Linked DNA regions of Homo sapiens: region 2 is linked to region 1. The links are chromatin loops, found by intact Hi-C in ENCODE. Cell type or tissue: CD14-positive monocyte. All regions are shown on one strand. Each heading gives the region's core, and the rest is flanking DNA. Links, peaks and the distances in the headings are about the cores only. Region 1 has its middle 92 kb from the start of NECTIN1-AS1. Region 2 overlaps USP2-AS1 (USP2 antisense RNA 1).

What was found. Peaks named below come from ENCODE experiments on the same cell type or tissue, not always from the same donor. Only the 100,000 strongest peaks of a DNase experiment are listed, where the experiment ranks them.
Region 2: it touches region 1 in a loop (2.3-fold over the local background); 5 of 110 quality-filtered maps call a loop at or near these places.

The regions. Positions count from the first base shown.
Region 1 is chr11:119,612,034-119,623,279 of GRCh38, forward strand. No RefSeq gene overlaps it. Among named protein-coding and RNA genes, the nearest start is that of NECTIN1-AS1, 92 kb to the right of the region's middle. RefSeq lists enhancers at 2,097-2,620, 4,096-4,685, 5,866-6,453, 10,707-11,246. In CD14-positive monocyte, for the core only: no CTCF peak of the experiment used is centred there; a DNase peak (open chromatin) is centred at 6,398; H3K4me3 peaks cover 1,436 bases; H3K27ac peaks cover 1,981 bases.
Region 2 is chr11:119,487,584-119,498,829 of GRCh38, forward strand. It overlaps USP2-AS1 (USP2 antisense RNA 1), which reads left to right. Exons shown (of 4, transcript NR_034160.1): 4 at 10,967-11,246. Among named protein-coding and RNA genes, the nearest start is that of THY1, 70 kb to the left of the region's middle. RefSeq lists an enhancer at 10,487-11,246. In CD14-positive monocyte, for the core only: CTCF peaks have their summits at 4,431 and 4,661; a DNase peak (open chromatin) is centred at 4,358.

The DNA.
Region 1 (11,246 bases), core at 4,952-7,451:
CCTCTCTTCTGCAAACTCAACATCTTCACCTCCCTCAGCAGCTCTGCCCAGTCACCCATGCTGAGGTGAGCCTCACCCAGACGCCCCTGAGAGGCAAATCCATTCCACAGACAATGGCTGCTCTATTGATATGGTTAGGCTTTGTATCCCCACCCAGATATCATCTTGAATTATAATCCCTATAATCCCCATAATCTCTTATATGTCAAGGGAGAGACAAGGTGGAGGTAATTGGATCATGAGGGCGGCTCCCCCTATGCCGTTTTCACAATGAGTTCTCACGAGATCTGATGGTTTTATAAGTGTTTGGTAGTTGCATCTGTGTTCATTCTCCTTCCTGCTGCCTTGTGAAGAAGGTGCTTGCTTCCCCTTCTCCTTCCACCATGATTGTAAGTTTCCTGAGGCCTCCCCAGCCACACTGAACTGTGAGTCAATTAAGCCTCTTTTCTTTATAAATTACCCAGTCTCAGGCAGTTCTTTATAGCGTGTGAAAACGGACTAATACTGTTATCCATGGCGTTAGGTCATTTCTGTCAGGATGGGAGCCATTTCTGATTCACTACATGGGGTAGAGCTGTTTGCACTTGCTAAGTGTGTAATAAATATGTGTTGACTGAGCCCGTCTCCCTTGGTCAGAGGGAGTACTCTTGCCCCAAGTCTTCTTTCCCTTCCTCAGCTACAATTTGAGGCCAGGGAGTGAGGCAGGCAGTGTATTGTAAGACCTTCCATTAATTCACTCAAAGCATTTACCAAGCACCAGGCTAGGGGCTCCGATGAGAACCCTGTGAATTTCCTAGGGCTGCAGTAACAAATTACCACAAACGGCATGGCTTAAAGCAACAGACATTTCTTCTCTCGCAGCTCTGAAGGCTGGAAGCCCAGAATCAAGGTGACGGCAGAGTCATGCTCCCTCTGAGGTTCGAGAAAAGAATCTGTCCCATACCTCTCTCCCAGCTTCTGATGGCTTCTGGCAGTCCCTGGCATGCCTAGGCTTGTAGAGCCTCACTCCAATCTGTCTCTGTCTTCACATGACATTCTCCCGTGTGCTGCTAAGTCCACATTTCCCTCTTAAAAGGATGCCAGTTGCGTTGGAGTGAGGGTCCACTCTAATCCAGTGTGAACTCATCTTAACCCTGATCATATCTGCAAAGACACTATTTCCAAATTAAAGTCACATTCCCAGGTTCTAGATGGACATGCATTTTGCAGGGATAGCAGTCAACAGCATGGGAAACAATGCTTGCTCTCAAGGAGCCCATTGTCTCATGGAAGGAGGAGCAGACCTGTTAACATAGAGGAGCGATGTGGTGATTCCCGGAGGCACGCTGGAGCAGAGAGAGAGCATGTGTGCTGGGAAGACCCCTGAACCAATCTCTGAGGGGACAGGAGCTGGTCAGAAGAAGGGTGTGAGTAAAGGTGGGAGAAATGGCCTGGGGCATGCAGAGAACTCCCAGCAGCTGGTGAGGCTAGAGCCCAAAGAAGGGATCAGGGAGTGATGAAGACAAGGCTGGGAGGTGAGCAGGGGGCAGTTGTGGAACACCTTGGACACCACGGGCCTTTATCTTACAGGCAGCCAATCAGAAGCCAATGAAATACTTTACGTAGGAAAATGATAAGGCTAAATGTATCTTGAAAGCTGACTCTGGCATCCATGTGGGATGGGTTAAGGGGTGAAACTGGAGGCCAGCGAACTAGTTGGATGCTGTTGCTAGTGCAGGCTAGAGATGTGAGGCTGTCAGCGGCTGATGGGGGTCTTGGCCAGTTCGTGCCCACTGTTATTCCAGAGATAAACACTGTGGACTTGCATCACAAACACCATTCTGCAGGTAGAACTTGACCTTCATAAAAGGAAGACAGAAAAAGACATCAGAAATTGTTTTTTAAGAACAAATGTTGGATTTTCAAGGGATCTGAAGTCAAGGTTGAATTTTCCAATGAGCTAGCTGGACTCTTCTTGGCATTTAGACATCCCAGGGTTTGCTTTCCATTGATTTTCCAGTGGGAACCTCCTTCTCATGCGTGATCTTCCTCCTACACTCTCGGCCCCTTGTCAGGTGCAGTTTCTGGTGAGGTCTTAAATTTTTCAATGGTGCCCAGCTAGCTGGTGTAGAAGCCCTTAGGTCTGGGCAGCCTGGGGATGCCCTTTCCTGTAAGACTGTGTCAGGCACGCTCTTTCCTGGGCTAAGATCTTCATGGGCCAATGCCAATGTGAGTGGCAAGGGAGTCCACGCACTGTAGGGCTCTCCCTCCCAGCCCATCTGTGCCCTTGCATGGCTGTTCCGAGTCACAGGCCCCCTCCATTTAGGACATTGTAATGCGGCCTTCTTTCTTTACTCTAGACAAAGGAGATACTGCATAGGCAGTTGTAAGTGTGAGTCTGGGGTGTCAGTATCACTGTGGGTGGAGTTGGTTGGCAGTTGAAAGGCCTCAGGCCCAAGCTGTGGGACCACCCACTGTCTGATGGAAGTGAGTGATGAAAGAAGCATGACAAAATGCAACCCCAGAGAGGTGGGATTGGGGGTGGATGGGGGAGTGGACACTCCCAGCGGCATCCCAGACAGCTGTTTTCATTGATGCGTTCTATAGGGAAAAATTGTGAAAGACTTTGAAATGGACCAAAAAGATGATTGGGTGTCTTGTCTAGCATACTCTTCTGGGTTTTTTTCAGGCTTCATGGTCTTTGAGCTATTTTACAGCCCTGGAAGTTACAGAAAACTGGTAATAACACAACGAGGAAAAGGCATGTGAGGCCATAGCAAGAGGACACACAAGCCAGGAAGTGAGCCCCCATCAGACACCTGAACCTTGATCTTGGACTTCCAGTGTCCAGAACTGTGAGAAATAGATTTCCCTTGTTGAAGCCACCAGCCTATGGTGTTTTCTTATGGCAGTTGGAGCAGACCATGAGAGCTATATTTCAGGTTCTTTGAGATTTTCTTTTAACCAATTGTAATATCTTACTGGTTCCCCCATGAATTAATGGACTAAATACAATTTTTGACATAGGTTATTGGTATCAGAGTCACGATTTTGTCCTTAAGAAAAAGTTATTCTTTGACCATTCAATCATTCAGCAGAATGTTTGTTGATGCCGTCCCTGGCCCTGGCACTGTGCTGATGGCTGGAAATACAAAGATGAGTTCAACATAGTCCTTGTCCTCAAAGAGCTCCTTGTGTGGTGCAGAGGCGGGCAGGAGGCACACCAGTGAGCATCAGAGTGTCGGTGCTGAGGCTGCAGTTGGAGGAGGTCGCTTTTGGCAGGGATTCGGGGCAGGGCTGGGAAAAGCATGAGTTTTGGAGTCAGACAGGCCTAGCTCTAAGTCCTCAATTCACCACTTCAAAGCTTTGTGGCTTCAGATACATTCATTTTCTTATCTGTGAAGTAAGGATAGTATTTTCATCTTAAGGGTTTATGAGAAGTAAATGAGGTATTGTGTGCAAAGAGCTTAGCCCAGTGCCTGGCATATACTAAATGCTCAACAAATGCTAGTCTCAGCCTTCTGGGCTATGATTTCAGAGGTGCAAGGAAGGCCCCTGATTCCTTCCTCTGCCTGCTAGGAGACACCTGAAATTCCTTTAGGAGAGGAAAAACCTTTCATTACACAGCTAGCAAAGCACTCCCAGTATAAACAGCTTGGGACAGGAAGTGTGGTGACTCAACACACGTTAATATGTAATTTGCTGATGCCAGGGCTTCCGCTTAGAGAAAGTTTTCATAAGCATAACCCCTTGCCTGTGAGTGCCTCTGAAAGCACTTTCACATCTCTGACCTCATGTAATCCCCCCAGCGCCTATCTGGGGAGGGCAGGTCCTGGAGGATCATCCTTACTCATTTTACCAAGGAGGGGACTTGGGCTTTGAGCCATGAAATAAATAGTCCATTCCAGGTTACTCAGCCATGATCCAGGAGCCAGGCCTCAGACCTCAGTCTCCAGACTCAAACAATGCACCCTTACCTCCAGTGGAGTGAAGAGGGGAGAGGAGTCACTCTAGAAGAGAACTTGGGGAACCTGAGCTTAAAGAAGCTGAGTCAACCCTGGGTGGAGGAAGCAGAGCCTCCCAGGATGGTGGGTTAAGGATCTGCTCTCTATAAGCTGTGGAATTCTTACCATGTTGGGCCTTGATTTCTTCTTTTCTAAAATGGTGGTAGTAATGCTTGTCTCACAGGGCTGCTGTACGGATAAAGAGGATAACACAAGCAGTGTCTAGCACAATGCTAGATGGAAGGCTTCAAGCCACACAAGAGCAGGGACAAATCTGACTTGCTCCCCATTGCATCCCAGCAATCGGTAAAGCACCAGGCACGTGGTAGGTGCTCCAGGAGTATTCAACAAAGGAATGGATCAGTGAGTGGCATGGGCTCAGTGCACGGCCACTGTTGTAGTCATTGTGTAGGAACAGGATCGCTGGTGGAACTCACCGAGCCTGGGGACGTGGAAGAGAGGCTGGGGGAGCCGGGTCTGCAGACACATTTCAGTGGCTGTGGGGAGGGCAGGCTCAAGGAAGAATTCAGTTTCTTTGGATATGAGGGCTTTGGGACACCTTCTGCTCTGAATGGAGGAGCCAGGAGCTGGGATACTCCATGTCCAGGCCAGGGGACAGGGTGACTTCAGGTAGAAGTTGTAGGCATGCAGGTAAGCCCCAGAGAGCATAAGGAGAGAGAAACCCAGGCCCATGCTAAACCAGCAGGGGCAGCCCATGTGGGTGGTGCAAGGACCAGACAAGCAGCCTCCAGGGGGTGGGCAGAGAGCTTCTCTGTGGCCCCTGTGCTGGGGTAGGGGGCATGGGTGGCCCAGAAGGACAGGATGCCACTGTATTTCCTGAGAACTGCTGCCCCAGCCCTTAGCTGTTCCTTCCACTAGAAGCCATTTTCACTCCTACTCTGACCCTCCTGAGACCATGGCTCACGGTCAGGCCCTGATCTTCTCGTGGATTTCTATCGATTTGGATGTTTTTGACAGAGCGTGTCTTTAGGAGAGGCTGGTGGGACCTTCTGCTCCTGAGCCGCGATCTCTGCCTCCACCTGAATCTTCACCTCTGCTCTGTACCTCCCCTCTTCACTCACAGCCACTGGCTCAACTCTCCCACTTAAAACAAAACAAACAAAACCCTCTCTCCCTTGGCCCCAGCTGTCTCTTCAGATCACGTCTTATCTTTTCTCCCCCAACTCGTATCTTGGGAGGATTAGCGTTCCTTGCTGTCTGATGTTCTCTCTCATTCACTTTTTTTTTTTTTTTTAAGCAAGTGGTCTTCCAGGTGTTTTTCCTCTGAGTGGCATCACCAGTGGTCTACAAAGTCACCAAGTCCCCTCTCCAATCCACCCCCTTACCACTTCTAAATCCAACTGCTGTTCTCAGGACGTTTCTGCCTCCCATGGCATTTGGCCATGTGGGCCGCTGCCTGCTTGGAAGTCCAGCCTCAGGTCCCAGGCGGAACCCCGCCGGTGCCTGTGGCTTTGGCCTTGGCTGGCTTCTTGCTTTCCTTCGCTGGTCGCCCGCCCCCTTTGCTGTGGGTGCTTCTCGAGTGGATCCCAGTCCTCACCTCCTCCCTCCACGCGTTCTCCCTGCGTGAGCTCATCCTCCCTGTGGCTTTAATTACCATCTGTAGGCTGCTGGCCGCTCCAGTGTGGGCTTGTCTCAGGAGAAACAGCCCAGCAGCTTAAGAGCATCTCCATCCCCACATGTGTGAACTTGAGCACGTTCTGAACACCCCTCCCGCCTTCCCGCATGGCCACTGTCTCAGTAAGCATCTCTCCAGTTGCTGGTCAGAAACCTGGACAGGACTCCTGATTCCTCCTTCTCTGTCAGCCCCCACACTCAGTCCTTCTGTTTGATTTGACCCAATCGCCCCTTAGGTTTTCCTCCTAATTTGCTTTCCAGTCCACCCGCTGATCTCCTGCCCGCCTCAGTGATGGCTTCCTCCCAGGCTCCCTGCCTCAGTTGCCCCGGCTCACTCCCATGGGCTCAGCAGGTCTTGGGCTCTGCCTCATGCCTTGGGCTTCTCTGTCTGTCTGTTCCCTCCCTCCAAGCTTTCCTCAAGCCTCACCTCTTTGAAAGCTCGTGTCACAGTTAAGAGGGATAGTCTGGAGCCCACAGACCTATTTCAAATCTAGATGTCAGCACTTAGCAGCTTTGTGATCTCAGCCTCAGCAAACTTCTTACCTGCTCTATGCCTCAGTCTCCTCTTATGTAAATGGCGATCCCTGCTTCTCATCGATTGCTGTGAGTCAAGTGTGTGTCTCTAGCTGCTTTTGTATTCTAGAGAAAGGCGTTCATTGCTGCCAGGGAGACAGGGATCTTTGTTCCGGAAAATGACCCATTGATTGTGTCAGATAAAGCTCTCTACCCACCAGAGTGAAACTGGGAAGGCCAAAGAATGGGGCTGAACTTCTCCAAAGACAAAAGCCATTTCAGCAGGAAGCAATGAGAACCCGGAAATGGCAGAGGGGGGTCAGCCACGGGATTGGAGTGCAGAGGCTGAAGACAGAACCCAGAAGATGTGACTGGTTCAGGAGGAACTGGCAAGAGCAAGAGGTCTGATTTTTAAATTTCGAGTCACTTGTTAGGCTTCAAGAAGGTCCCTCCTATTCCCCAACTTCTAGGAAAATTATCTTACAAGTTCTGCCATAGGTTAGTAACATTTTGGGAGAAAATTCAGGACGAGACAGATCCCATCTGCCACTTCTTCCAGGAAGCCTTCCTGGACTCCCCCTGTCTCCCAAGTCTGGTTTTGGTATCTCCTCTTCTGTAGGTCAACAAGAAGAAAAAAACAAACAAAAACAAAAAACAACCCAAAAAATTGCATAAACTCAAGAGTCAGAACAGGATTGAGAGAGAAGAGGAAATCAGAATGAGAGGAAATCATGAAAATGCCAGGTCCTGGCAATTCTTAGGCATCTTGGAGACTGTACGGCATGGAACTGTTTTTATCTGAATACTGAAAGTGACCCCAAAGCTTTAAAGGGACATCAAGAGATCATCTGTGTTACTGAGAATTAAATTAGATGATGTACATAGAGTTCTTAGCCCCAGCCCCAACACACAGGAAACTCAGAAATTTGGGAGTTACTTTTTTTTTTTTTTTTAACAAACATTATAATGTCCTATTTTATAGATAGCAAGGATATAACAATCTCATCAGAGGTGAGGTGGGCAGAGATCTACAGGAACAGAGGGAGCTTATCTCCTCTTAACTTCCCTGGGCACCCAGGCCCCCTAATGGGGACACAGCTGCTGGTGACACTGGCCAAACAAGGACAATCTGACCATATCTGGAAATGTCCACTTTTGTTTTTATTGTCAGCTACTATTATCATTTTTAATAGGACAGGGTCTCACTATGTTGCCCAGGCTGGTCTCGAACTCCTGGACTTAAGCAATCCTCCCGCCTCGGCCTCCCAAAGTGCTGGGACTGAGCCGCAGTCTGAGCCGCAGCGCCAAGCTCTATTATTTTTAACATCACTGTCCTTCCTCAGTGTCCCCAGAGTGCCTCTGCCTGTCCCCACTCATCTGTTGTTGAGTGTGGATCTTGGATTACTACTTTTCTACTTAGATGTAAGAAATCTGGCTGATTTTCACATGTGGTTTATAGAAATAGAATGATTTTTTTGGTTCCATCATGTATCCTGTCTTCCTCCCTCCAATTTCACTGCAAGCTCTGAGTTGGAACTCAAATGGCCAGTTCTCCTTAGGTCCCTTGTGCCTCATGCACAGCAACGGCTGCACCGATGTCTGTTGCTGTGGGTGTTAATTTCATCCCTGGATGGGTCCAGAGAGTCCACACCTGGGCAGGAGGCTCAGCCCGGAAGCCCCTGCTCTGTCTTTGCCTGTGTCTTCACTCAAGTCTCTTGGGACAGCCTGAGCTGCTGAGATGTGGTGGTGGAGAGGAAACAGAGATGGGGTCTTTGAGAAGAGAAGGACTAGCAGTGTGAAACTAAGTGGGTGGTCACAGGGTGTGGGGGTTGTATTTAATTAGTCACTAAGCCCTTTCATGAGATCTTGAGCCATGGTCCCTTGTTGAGGAAATGTGTGTACATGTGAACTACATGGAAAAGGACCTCAGGGTTGTCACATCCAACTCTGATCCATTGTAAGAATCTCCTTTTATACCTCTGACAGGTTTTATTCAGTCTTTACTTGAATGCTTCAAATGATGGAGAGTTCATTACCTTTAGGGAAGGAATTTTTGATTACCTAATTATTTTTATTTTTATTTATTTTTCCTTTTTAGAGACGGGTCTCACTCTCACCCAGGCATGAATGCAGTGGTGTGGTGATAGCTCACTGCAGCCTCGAACTCCCAGGCTCATGCGATCCTCCTGCCTCAGCCTTCTGTGTAGTTGGGATTACAGACAGGTGCCACCACACCTGGCTAATTACTTTTTTTTGGTAGAGACAGGGTCTCACTCTGTTGCCCAGGCTAGAGAACTTGATTTTAATTAAGTACTCACCCTCCTTCATAACTGATCCAAAGAGTTATAGTGAGCCCATTTCTCTTCCCCGTGGATAATTTAGGCGAGTGTATGAGCATGCGACACAATTCTAGCTAACGAGGTAGAGAGGAAGCCCAGTAGGGGCTTCTGGGAAAGGTTTCCTCTCTTTTAAAAAGAGATACAAAAAGGGCTGGCCTGTTCTTCTATTAGAAATTTGAGCAGATATGTGATGTCTGGAACTGTGGCAGCTATCTTATGACCATGAGGGGAACTAACCTGAAAGCCAAGAGGACAAATTAAGGCTAACAGAACAGAAATGTGTTAAAAAACAAAACAAAATAAACATGCAAGCAAGCAGGAAAACAAACTGGGGTCATTGATGTAATCACTGAACAGCTAATTCAGTGATTAGCTGGGGGTGCACCTACTATTTAAAGCAAACCTGAAAAGCTGTTCACTCATTTTTAACATGAGGTCAATGAAATAGTTTATATGAACTGGAACCAAACAGGAAATCTCTAATTCTAAATGTCAGTGGCCGAGTTTTGAGCCTAAATAATGAACTTTATATCCATCTGTGTTACACTTTATTTTTTGGTTTTGATCTAATCTTCCACCTTTTACAGACTTTTTGGATTTCTGTTTTAACTCTACAGAACATTCCTAGTCCCTCTCAACTCTCTCTCTTTTTTTTTTTTTTTTGAGACAGGGTCTCACTCTGTTGCCCAGGCTGGAGTGCACTGGTGTGATCTCGTCTCTCAGCTCACTGCAACCTCCGCCTCCCGGGTTCAAGCGATTCTCCTGCCTGAGCCTCCCTAGTAGCTGGGATTACAGGCACATGCCACCATGCCCGGCTAATTTTTGTATTTTTAGTAGAGATGGGGATTTCACCATGTTGGCCAGGCTGGTCTCAAACTCTTGACCTCAGGTGATCCTCCCGCTTCAGCCTTCCAAAGCGCTGAGATTACAGGCGTGAGCCACCGTGCCCAGCCTCAACTATCTCTCTTTCAGTTTTAGAGCTTCCGTGAGCATAATTTCTTCATTCAAGGAAATGATGAGTTGAAAAGAGCCAGGCCAAAGAGAGAGCCTGGCAACACCGCACACAGCACTGGGGGCCAGATACTTTGGGGTCACCTAGATGTATCACACAGCCCACATTTCTCTATCTTGTCTGCATTTGAACAAATGCCTTGCTGAAAGCAGGATTTAGTGACTATGATACACTGACCCATTCTTCCTTATAAAAAATGGAACCACCGTCAGCAGAACTATGCTGGGTCTGCCTTGCCAGGGCTGTGACCTTCTCTGTACAAGTCTGTTTGCATGTGGGCAGGGACGGTGAGTTTGTGGCCTTTTCTACGCGTTTCATATCTGGACCCATAGTTCAGTTTTGGGGGTTAGGACTGAGCTCTGGTTGGCACTGGCTAGGGCTAGACGCTGGGAAGATGGCTGGAAATATTGATGACAGATAAGCCTTTTTTGTCCAAGGCCAGACAGGTTATATCAGCCCAGACTGAGAGCCTTCTGAGTCCCCTCCCCTCCCCTCCACTTACTTCTATTACCCCGGCCTTGCCCTGGGCCTTCCTCCTTCAGAGCTTTCTGGCTCTCTGTTAGGGTAGGGCTCCATCTCCCATTGATCCTGAAAATAGATCTTGAGGGGACTCTTGAGAAGAGAAGTGTGTATGGGAGGAGTGGAGGCCCCCAAATCCTCCTCAGCCTCTGGGGGCCCAGATGAAACTCAGAATGGGGGACAAGATACTTTTTTTTTCTTTTTTGAGACGGAGTCTCGCCCTGTTGCCCAGGCTGGAGTGCAATGGTGCAATCTTGGCTCACTGCAACCTCCACCTCCCGGGTTTGAGCAATTCTTATGGCTCGGCCTCCTGAGTAGCTGGGACTACAGGTGCGTGCCACCACGCCCAGCTAATTTTTGTATTTTTAGTGGAGATTGGGTTTCGCCGCATTGCCCAGGTTGGTCTCGAACTCCTGACCTCAGGTGATCCATCTGCCTCAGCCTCCCAAAGTGCTGGGATTATAGGCGGGAGCCACCGTGTCTGGCCTGACAGGAGATTTATTCTACCTGGGACTGAAATTTTCCTGAGCTGTCCTGAGGGTGCCGGCTCCTGTCCCCACCATTGGAGATCCGGTCTCTTCCCTGCATCTTTTGTTGGCACAAGAGAGAGGGGATGGCTGGACTCCCAGTGCTCTGGCCACTCCCTCCCAGCTCACACGGGGGCTGCTAGCCTGCGAGCAGGGGTGAGGTAGTGAGGGCAATGGTGGCCTTATAGGACTGTAGGATGCACTGGGCTCACTCTGGAGATGCACCTGTGCCAGGCCTGAGGGTTTGGAAGATGGGAATCTCTCTCTATGGCTTCCTGGGTTTGCTCTCCCCCAGCTGGAGGAGAGTCAGGCTAGAACAGCACTGGCCTGGAAGCTTCGTAACCCCCAGCAGGAGGAGCCCCCTCACAATCCAGGAGCCTCCAAGCCTCCTGGACTTCCTCGGCCCTGATGGTCGGCGAAGGGACTCGGCCCAGCGGAGACGTCCGAAGCTCTGAGTGCCCAGAAGAGGTTACGTTCTGGTCTGAGTTCCTTGGCCCCTTTAGATAATCTGCCTCTAAAGGCATGATCCTGAGATAATAGGGCGTAGGAAGACGGATGTTGGTTTAGAGTTTGGAGGTGATTTGGGGGTGGCTGGAAGGGGGGGGGAGCTGCCTCTTGGGTTCTACTGCCTCTTGCTAATGGCTCAGCTTCCCAGCAGGAGAGGAAGGGCAGGAGGCTCAGGCCTGGCAGCCTAGGCTGGTGCTGAGCCTGGGAGATG
Region 2 (11,246 bases), core at 3,454-5,953, 130 kb before region 1:
GCAGGCTAACTGTGTGCAGGTTAGCACACAGCCTGCACAAGTTGGCCACTATTATTGTCATTTGAGGAATTCTAGAAGCTCTCCTCAACCCCGTGTCTCCTCCACACATGCACAGCCTGAAATTCCTCCTGCACTTATCTCTTGGGGTGATAATTGTATTAGTCCATTTTCATACTGCTATAAAGAACTGTCCAAGACTGGGTAATTTATAAAGGAAAGAGGCTTAACTGCCTCACAGTTCCGCATGGCTGGGGAGGCCTCAGGAAACTTACAATCGTGGTGGAAGGTGAAGGGGAAGCAAGCACCTTCTTCACAAGGTGGCAGGAAGAAGAAGCTCAGCCAAGGGGAAGAGCCCCTTATAAAACCATCAGATCTCATAAGAACTCATTATCATGATACCAGCATGGGGGAAACTGATCCCACTATTCAGTTACCTCCACCTGTTTTCTCCTTGACATGTGGGGATTACGGGGATTACAATTCAAGATGAGATTTGGGTGGGGACACAAAGCCTAACCATATCAATAGTTCTTCAAAGGTACCTTTAACAAAACTCAGACTAGCACCTGACAACACAGTGTGAACAGGGTTAAGAACAGGGATTTGAGGTCTCGGCCGCTGTGTGCCTTTAGGCAGTTCCATGGCCTCCCTGAGCTTTGATCCCTTCTCTTTAGATGAAATGACAATAGACTCTCCTGGAAGATTCTTGTGAAGACAAAATGAGATTACACACTTAAGCACTCAGCACAGGGCATGGCACGGCATGAGTGGTCAGCAAACAGCAGCCTGCACTCTTTACAAGGCGCCTGCACCTGCATCATCCCATCTGATCCTGGCCCCAACTCTGGAGGTGGCCTCACTTCTGGGTGAGACGACTGAAGCAGAGAGAGCAGTGGCATTCTGAGCAGGGCTGGAGCTCGGGCCCCCTGACTCAGGCTGGTGCTTTCTTGAAGGGGTGACCTTCAGAGGCCTGGCACAGGTGGCATAGATGGAGCATTAGATGTCCTGGATGTCTTGCCTCTGACCTGAGACCTGTAGGGACCTGGAGGCAATGGAGGACATTCCTGGAGGGAGAGGGGCATCAGGAGACAAAGTGAGGCTCCTACTTCACAGGTTTGCCTGACTCTCTCTAGCCACAGGCTCCCCCTGTCCCCCAAGTCTGCCCTCTCCTGCAGCTCCCCGGACCTGGCCTCTGGGCTTATGGAGCCCTGGAGTACAGCCTGTCCGCAGGAATGGAGCCGGTGCTGCCCTAGCCCAGCTGATGCCTTCAGGCCTCTGCAGACCTCAGGAGGGAGAAAGGCTGACCAACGAGGGGGTCCGCTTTCTACTGTTCTCATTTTTTACTGAAATTGCAAGAGAGAGAGGTGGGGGAGGGGCAAGACAAGTAAAAAATAGTCTCATTTGGACTGAGCAGGGGAGAAAGCAATTTCCTTCTGAAATCTCTTCCTGATTCTTGAAGGATGTAATTTGGAAATGTCCTGGTGGCTCTGGCTGGAGTGTGGGCCAGACCACCCATAAGGCATGGAGTGGGGACCTACGGGTGGGGAGCAGGGAAGGCCAGTAGGAAAGGAGACAAAGGTCTTGCTGATGGTTTCAGCCCAAGCCTCAAGGACAGGCCAGCCAGGGGAGATGTGGTAAGAAGGACTGTCACAGCACAGAGGACAGCTGAAGAGTGAGGTGGCAGAGACTGACTTGAGAGAGGAAGAGGATCTGGGGGTCCTGATGGACCAGGGTGGGGGGGATACACTGGGAAGAATTCTAAGCCCGGCTGGGGTAGGAGGGTGGCCCAGTACCTAAGAGAGGTCCATGCTCTGGGGTCTGTATCTCGGGAGATTTCATGGGGCAAAGGCAGAAATCCATCCTGAAGGACTATGCATCCTTAAGTTTCTTTGCTGGAAAGTCATCTGGGTGCTGGGCAATCTGGCGGCAACTTGGAGGCTTATTCAGAGCCTGCAGGAGAAGCAGGGCCCTGGTACGGGGTGGTAAAGGGGCACAGGGGAGGCTTGACATGCCCAGGGTTCCTCTGCTTGTCGTCCTTTGGAGTCACGCTCCAAGTTCCTCCACAGCCTCTTCTGCAGCCCTGCCACCTTCCAAGCCGCCATGGTGTGGCTCTGAGGGTCCCAGCTTGGGGAGCAGCATTGGCCCTATGAGAGGGCAGAAATGGAGACTGAGACCCACCAGCACTTTAGGGGCCTCCCTGGGACTCGTCCTTCCCTCTGACATGATGCTAACTCCATGTCCTGAAGCATCAGCTCATCACCCCATCCTTCAACTAACCCATCAACCAGCCAAGTACACCAACCAACAAGCCAAGCCACACCCCACTCACCAATCCATCAGCCACCACTCTACCTGTTACCCTACACCCTGCCATGCCACCAACTCAGCAACCTTCTAAGCAACATACCAATTCACCAACCAGATAATCTACCAACCGGCCTATTCTTCCACCATCTAACCACCCCACTAACCAGCCTATCAGCCAACTCACCAACCAACTCATTACCACACTGTCCAATCAGGAGATAGAAGCTACACAGTGCTGTGAACAGAAAGCTTTAATATAAAGAATTATTAACTATAACAGGAAATCACCCACTAAGCATGACAGGAGATCATCCAATAACCATGACAGGAGATCGCCCACTAACCGTGACAGGAGATTGCCCAATAACCGTGACAGGAGATCGCCCACTAACCGTGACAGGAGATCACCCACTAACCGTGACAGGAGATCGCCCACTAACCGTGACAGGAGATCGCCCACTAACCATGACAGGAGATCGCCCACTAACTGTGACAGGAGATCTCCTAGTAACCATAATAGGAGATTGCCTAGTAACCATAACAGGAGATCACCTAGTAGCTATGACAGGAGATCACCCAGTAACCATGACAGGAGATCACCCACTAACCATGACAGGAGATCGCCCACTAACCATAACAGGAGATTGCCTAGTAACTATAACAGGAGATCGCCTAGTAGCTATGACAGGAGATCACCCAGTAACCGTGACAGGAGATCGCCCACTAACCATGACAGGAGATCACCCACTAACCATGACAGGGGATCACCCACTAACCATGACAGGAGATCGCCTACCTAAGGAACACTTCTACCTCTAGGGCTGAGGCCGAGCATCGAAGGCAGGAAGAAACCTGGAAGCGTCTTCCCGCAACCCCAACACCCAGGGCTGAGACCCAAACCTTGTTAGAGATGGTACAGCCGAGGCGCCCTGGCTGCAGGAAAGTTTGCTGAAGTGCCGGTGTGGGTGGAACTCTCTGGCAGGCCACTCTCTGGGCTGCTGCAGGAGGCTGGATGCTGCGGGACACCTCACTGAGGAGCCTGCAAGAGAAGCCCTTCCTCGTCCTGTGCTGCTCCTCCAGCACCGTCTCCTGGGAAAGCCGAACATGGAGCCAGCTGGTTAAAGAGAAATATCGACAGGGTCTAGCTCCACGATCACAGACCAGACCCCGGAGAGTACATGTGAAGCTGAGACGCAATTCAGTAATAACTGGCACACCTGTTCTCTTGCTTCCCCACCAACTCTGCAACCCACTAACCAATATGCCACTCATCCACCAACCAACCAATCAGCTAACAAGCCTACCCTTCCACCATTTCATCACCCCACCAACTGCAGTCCTCTGACCAGAATACCCATCTACCTACCTACCTGCTACCCCAGCAACCCAGTTTTCTTGAATGTTCCAGGCACTGTGCTGAGGGCAGTGAGGAATACAGCAGTGAAAGGGAAGTCTGCACCCTGAAGGAGTGACACTCATTTATTCAAATTGGGCAACATATGCAACCTATGCCTATGATTTACTGTGGGCCAATAAGGCCCTGTTTCACGCAGGTGACATCCATTAAATGGACAAACAGTGGGCAGACAGCATGCTCTGAAGCTAGTGGTGGGAGAGATCACTATGGCCTGATGGTAGAGAGCAGCCTCGTGGAGGAGGGAAGTGATCTGGGCATTGAAGAATGAGCAGAGTAGAGATTCCAATTTGGAAAAGGAAAAGAAAGGCACGGGGGCAGTGAATGTCTAGGTATCTACTGTGTGCCGAAGGAGGACTCGGCACAGGGAGACTTCTGCACAAGAAGGGCTCACCATCCTGGGGGCGCCACAGGCCCCAGCTGCACGGGCCTGCAGGGAGCACACGTCCATCTCATCCGTGACAGGCAAGAGCTATCACACCCCTAGGAGAGGCTGATCCTATCATCAGCTTCTTTCTCAGGCAGTGAAGGGGCTCCTCCTTTTCATCAAGGGCTAAACTACAATTTTGAAAAAAAAAAAAAAAGGCTCACCCAGCATCAAGCAGACATCAGAAAGAACTTCCAGTCCAGACCAGCAGGAGGCTCAGGAATGCGATACTTCCAACTGTCTGGGGTGCCTGAAATATTGACCTGCTCAGAGGCAGGGGAATATCCGCAATGACCCTTCCTCACCCTGTTGTTAAAGGGCTCCTTGTGGCCCAGGTCCACCTGCTCCCAGGCTTCCATCAGCCCAAGTGCCATTAAGTATCTCGGAATAAAAATCTGACTTCAGAATCAATTGATGGAGAGAGGTTCTCCAAACATTCGCTGGTGAAGGTAATTAAATTCCAATCGGAGAAGATGGAGCTGTGTGACGGGGCGGTGGGGGCAGCGGCTGGCACCTGGCTGCTGAGCAATGAAATCACGGGCGTGCGCAGCCCAGAGCTGGCAGCGGCACAAAGGAAATTGGAGCAGTCAAATATTTCCCTCCTCGTTGAGTTCCATTTACATGTTTATAATAGAGGTTCTTAAGGCCCTAATGAGAAGGCTGCTCATTGCAGGCAAGAGGATGATTAAGGCTCTGCCAGACGAGATCAGGGACAGGAACAAAGGCCTGTTAATTACTACAGAGGGACAGGAGGAGCGCCAGGCTCCAGCTCGCTGCTCCCCCAGAGCCTCCCAGCCTGGTGCCTTCTGGTTCGCTGAGGCTGCCTCACCTTTGCTCCCAACCCAGGTGACCTCCCGGGGCGGGCTAGATTCCCCAGAGCTGGAGTCAGGGGTTCAGGGACCATTTCCACTTTCCCTCCCTAGGGGGTGATTTCAGGCAGTACCCCTGGCACATGCAGATTTGTCCTCTGAAGGTGCCCTGTTGGGGGAAATGGCTCAGAGGAAGCCACGCTGCTGAACTGCTTGGCCACCGCCTGAACCATGAGGTTCACCTGCCCACCAGGGGGGTTGCTCACTTGAGCTTCCAAGCCCTAGAGGGAGGACCACCCTGGGCGGATGACAAAGCCCCTCTTCCCAGCCTTCAGCATCCAAGAGACACAGTTATACCTGTGGAGACCCAGGCCAGAATTAGTGATGGATGATGTCATCTGGTACAAAGGCAGAGGGTTCTTGCCAAGTTGATTTTAAGGCCTTTCTAACAACCGGAGTTCATGGTATGGTGGAAAAAGTAAAGGTTTTGTGTCAACAGGCTTAGGGTCAGGCAGACTTGGTCTCAAATCCCAGGTATTCTGTTTGCTAATGAGGTGCCCTGGACAGGTTATTAACTTCTCTGAGCCTCAGTCTCTTCATCAGTTAAAAGGGGGTAATCTCACCTACTACACTCGGGCTGGTTTTATGATGCAATGAGATAATGTTGACTAGGTCTGGCACAAAGTAGGTGGTCAGTTCACATTGGTGACCTTGTCCCCTATTCTGAGGGGCTGGGTTGGTATGCTTTGGAAGTCCTGCCTATCTATGACCTGCAGGACATGGGGCTGAGTGTGGGCAGTATCTGATTTCCTTCAGCCTGTCGCTGCTCCGTAGCACCTCTTCTTGTGACATGGCATCTGGCAATATTGAAGGGAAAGAGGAGATTGTCTGGCCAGGGCTGGGAGGAAATCAGACTCTGTGCACTGCTTGCCCAAGTGCCCCTCACCTGTGTCCCACTCTACCTCTGAGGGCTCCAGAGATGAGGGGAAGATGCGAGGAGGGAGAGAAGAGTCATGTTTGAGGAGCTCCCTGATTTCTCTATGAGAAAGAAAAATCAGAGAAATAAGTTATGCCATGCAAAGTGGAGTGAATCTGGTAGTCAAGGGTTGAATTTGAAGAACTTTGATTTTTAGGAAAATGGTCATCTTGTAAAGGCCCAAACCAGAGCTTTCTCAACTAGAATCCGATTTTAGGCCCAGGGGATATAGGGTCTAAGAGGAGAATGATTCTGCGGTTAACACAAAGACCCAAAGATGAGAGACCCCCAACTCCCTGGAGGATATGGTGCCATCTTGGTCTTCCCGGGGTCAGTGTTGGCAGCTGGGAACATCTCAGTGGCTTCTTGGCTTACTAAGGTGCTTCCCTTGGAGCTGTCCACGGTGCTGGCCTCAGAGCCTATCTGGCCCTGGCTGCCTGGCCACACCTACCTCTCCAGCTGGCTGTCAGGCCTGTCACCTGCAGAGCTTCTGCCCCAGCCCACAGCACTGAACCTTGCTGCAAGCCCCAGGATTTTCAGACACACCTAATGCTAAGATGCATTTTAGCTTGAGCCTTAGGGCTAACAATAACCTAGTCCCTAGAGTCCACCTTAAACAGAACTCTCACCAGAATCTAGACTTGAATCCATATCAATCTGAAGTACAGCTCGAATCATCATCCCTTCCTTAATATGAATCTTAAACCCTATTCTCATTTCTAGTCTCCAATCGAGTACTGGTCTGAAGTTCACCTCTTACCCTAACTTCCGAATGAACCTGAGCCCTAAAGACTTGATCTTGGGCAAAGGATTGGCCCATCCCCTCTTCTCTCCCTCCTTATGAATGTGGCAGAGCCTCTGTGGTGAGCGCTGTGGGTAGAGAGATGTGTCCTGTGCTGCCCCTGCTCTCCAGGAACTTGGCTGTGTGCCCCTACCGCCCTCACCATCAGACAAATTCATGTCAGTGTCAGCATTGACGATATTCTCCCAAGAGGGAAAGTCTTTAGAGAAGATGTCATCATCATTTACAAGGCAAAACATAGAGGTGGGCCATGGAGAGCTCTGAATTCTTCCCACTGTGCACCACCTGCCGAGAGGCTCTGGCTCCTGCCTCCTGTGCCTTTGGTCCACGCTGCATGCTGGTGTGGGTGGGGAGTGAAGAGTGGAGGAAACTTTCATAGGGGCAAGGCCCACCTGTCTCTGTGGAATATGATTCACATAGTTGTAGGTAGATGCTGAGGAGGCCCGGGTAGCACAGGAAGTACCAGACCCTGAGCACCTACCATTACCAGGCCCCTCGCTGACCTTCACAACACTCACTGAGCGGGGCTGAGGAAGCCGAAGGGCCTTTGTATCCATTACAAAGATAACAGGTAGAAGAGCTGGGAATGAAATACAAGTCCTGTGGCTGCTGAGTCCTAGAGGCTGGGGACGGTGAGGGGAGAGGCTTTCTAAAGGAGGTGAGGTGCAGGCGGTGGGGACACAGGCAGTGTGGGGTGCAGTGTCAGGAGGGATGAGTGGGGGTTGAGGTGAGAGGTGAGGAAGAGAGGTTGACCAAGGCTGGGAGATGCAGATGGGATGGGGATGGCCCCATAGGCTGGTCTGGACTTTCCCTGTGCCCAAGGCCAGACACTGGGGAAAGCTCAGGGAGAGAAGAGAACTTGCAAAGCGGAGTCACATTCTTCTCTCCCATGGCGGGTTCCTCCTGAGGGGCCTGCTCTTGTGAGATGACATGAAGAAGGGGAATGGGGAGAATGGCGGCCAGGAGAAGACATATGACATTCCCCAGGGTCAATGGTGCGGCCCGTGTGTCTATCTACTGGCCCTCCACTCCTCCTGCGCCACTTTCTTCCTTCCCCACAGCCACCATCCTAGTCCAGGCCATGCCCGGCCACTGGCTGCAGCCTCCATTGCCTCCCTTCTCCATCCTTTGGGTCCTCTGCCCACAGCCAGAGGGACCTGCCTGAGGCCCTCATGAGGACCCTCCTCCCCAAGAAGATGGGCTGCTCCCTCTTTCCTGCCAAATTCCACTCGCCTCTCCTCCTTGGCTTTCTGTCACTTGTAGCTGTGGCAAACTTGTCCTAGCTGGGACACTGATGAGGAAGGCAGTGCTGTGGATGATGATGAGGGCAGCAGGCATGATGCCAGGATGCCCCCTGACTCCTGCCTCCTCTCCAGCCGACCCCCCAGGATTTCCCAAAACCTCCCTCAGCTCCTCCAGATCCTGCCAACTGCTAGGCTCAGGCCCTCCCACAGCTTCCCCGGCCTGGAAAGGGCGCTAGAATGGGAGTCAGAGGAACCGAGCCCAGTTCCTTATTGACTGCCCTGAAGCCTGGGATAGGGCGCCTCTCCTCTCTACTGTCTCCCCTGTAAAATGGGGATAATCCCTCCTGCTCCACTCTTCTCCCAACGAGAGGGAGAATATGACAGCACTTGGTAAGTAACTGCACTGCATAAAGAGGCCTGCTGGAGTTACTGGCCCCCATTCATGCCTACATTTTGGCCCCATTATTTACATTTAGTTTTATTCCCCTCCTCCTCCTGGAGTCTCTGTTCCCTGCCACGGGGTGTGCAGCTCGCACCCTCTGTGGCCTCCAGCATTCTCTGGCTGAGCCTGCTGCCTGCCACTGATCAGGCCCGTGCAGGGAAGGTGGTGGCTTTCTTCCCTGCCAGTCTTAGCACAGTCCTGGGCTCCCAGGGGACCTCCGTCTAGTTGACTCGATATTGACTGAACCCAGCTTTAGATCAATGGTTCTCAAGCTGAAGCATGTATCAGAATTGCCTGGTGAGCTCATTAAACCCCAAATTGCTGGTTCCCTCCCCAGTTTCTGATTCTAGAAGTCTGGGTGGAGCCTGAGGATCTGCATTTCTGACAAGTTCTCAGGTGATGCTGATGCTGCTGGTCCAGAAACCACACTTTGAGAACCACTGTTGTTCTCAGCGAAAACCTGGATGGCCCTGCCAGGAAGTCTTCTGTCTAAGTGGGCTTAGATGAGATGGCCTTATGGGGCGGATGTGTGTGTGGAGGGGCCTGGGTCCGTGGCACCCCAGACACCAGGAAGTGAGTGCCTCTTGCCTAGAGGCAGAAGCAGCATTGAATGTCCTGAGTCAGAGCTGCGACATCTGAGTTTAATCTGTGTGGAGCAATTCAAGGGAGGGAGCCAAGGGTGGGGGGAGCGGGAGCTGGGAAGGCGGCTGCATATTTCATACTGTTCCCAGCTTTGAAGGTCCAGGGAAAGCGTGTGGCAGTCGGTGACAGCTTCATCGTAATGAGGGATGGGGAGATGCACCCTGCTTGGGGTGAGGCGCTCATCAGATGGGTGGAAGGATGGTCAGGGAGGGGCAGGGGAGGTGGTGGTAGGTGTAGATGGGAAGTGGTGGTGGGGGAGGGTAGAATCTGTAGTGTGGGCCCCTCCTCTAGACTCATCCCCATCTCCCCAGCATATATGGGTGGTGATGAGATTCCTGGAGGGTTTTCAGATGCAGTCTTTAAGGGCCTGTATCCATCCCCAAGGTCACACCTGGAATATCCTCTCCCTCCAAAGAGGTATCTCAACATCAGCAGAAGCTCTAGCAGGGCAAAGCCCCACTGTTCCTGAAACTGTCCCCAACTGGACCCTGGTGGTATCTGAAGCCTCTGAACTGCATGAGAATAGGGCTCATTACCATTCAGCCTCAGATCTGCACCCTGTTTGCCCTTCCTGTTCCATCCCCCCATCCCCGACCTCCCACCAGCAGGGGCCAAGGCCATTTCTAAAGAGTTTATAATCGAGGGCTTAGGAGGAGTCTCTGGACATTCTAAAAAGGCCTCCTCCTTTCTCTTAGTTTTGGGCCCCACCTGTGGTACAGCCCTGATGTAGGAATTTAGAATTCCAGATCTATGGCAATGGAGGAGTTGGGGACACACTGCTCAGTGGCAGGGTTGACTGGGGGACAATTTCTGGGACCAGAAAGGGGGTGCGCACAGGCTGAGTGCCCCCTGTTTACAGCCTCAAAGGGCTCTCAGCACCCAAGTTGGTTGTATTGACAAACATGCCCCTTCTGGGCTCAGCAGGGATCCAGGCCAGCCTTGGAGGAGTCACAGAACCATTTAGAGTCGGTGACCAGTTTCCTTACAGACAGCGGGGTATGCACAGAGGGATACCTGGCAGGAGTCACACAGACTTTGCTGCTCCGGGGCTGCCCAGCCCTGCCCCATGATCAGGGCTGCATTTGCTCTTCAGAGGCCTTTGCCAACACAGGGTGAGCGGGACCCTGGAAGGTGAGAAGGGAGGATGGCAGTGCAGCCCGGCTTCCCTCAGACAGACCCGGGCCCAGCCCTGGCTTTGCCTCCTAGTTTCTAAGGATGCGACCTTGGGCAAGTCATGTGGCTTTTCAGAGCCTCAGTTTGCTCATCCTTAAAATGGGAACAATTGTATCAATTTTGCGGGGCTGATATGAGATGACATATGGACAGCACTGAGCACAGTGCCTGGCACTGGTCCGCTCTCAATAACAGCATGTGCAGACCTGGGGCGGGAGGCATCCAAAGCTGCTTAGGGCCTCCCCCTCCCCAGGGCCTCCTCCCTCCATCCCAGACCTGGTGGAACCAAGAACCGGCCTTGAGCCCCCTCCCTCAGAGTGGCTGGAGTGAACATTCAATCCTGATTAGCTCCACCGGGCTCCGTCGTAACCTTTTCATTAGGAAATTATGTTTAATAGAAATTGTTCTGACACCTCTCAGCAGCGTTTCCCTGCAATTCATTACCACTGGGGAGGGGGCAGGTGGCAGAGCGGCTCTGGGGCCCAGCTCCTTGGGGGAGGGGCCGGCCCTCTCCCTGCCGCTTTCCTGGTTCAGCCTTTGCTATATGGGTGGAAGGGATGCAGGACAGAGGTGTTCCTGCTTGGCTTCCCCACAGAGAGGCAGGCCAGCTGTTGAAGCACATCTGGATGGGGCCAGTCACTCTCAGCACCCTCCCCTGGGTCCGATTTGGGACTACCCAGCTGTTGCCAGTGATGCTCATGTGTTAATGGCACTCTCTATTCTTGTTTAGTCCTCACTGTCCCCAGAAGGAAGAGAGGCACACAGCGCTCCCCAGCCGCTGGAATCCAGGAAGAATTGAGGTGCTCAAGACCCACCACCTCTTTGCCTGCAAACTCTAAGCTCACTGTCCTGCTCCCTTGCTCCCAGAAGTGGCACTGGATGGATCCCATCCAGGTCAGCCCAGGCTGTCATTTCCTCCCCTTCTGTACCTAATCTCAGCGAGATGAAGAGTTTACACCTGTTTCTCACTTGAATTAGGGAAGTCTAGTTTGCATTCTCCTGACTGGATG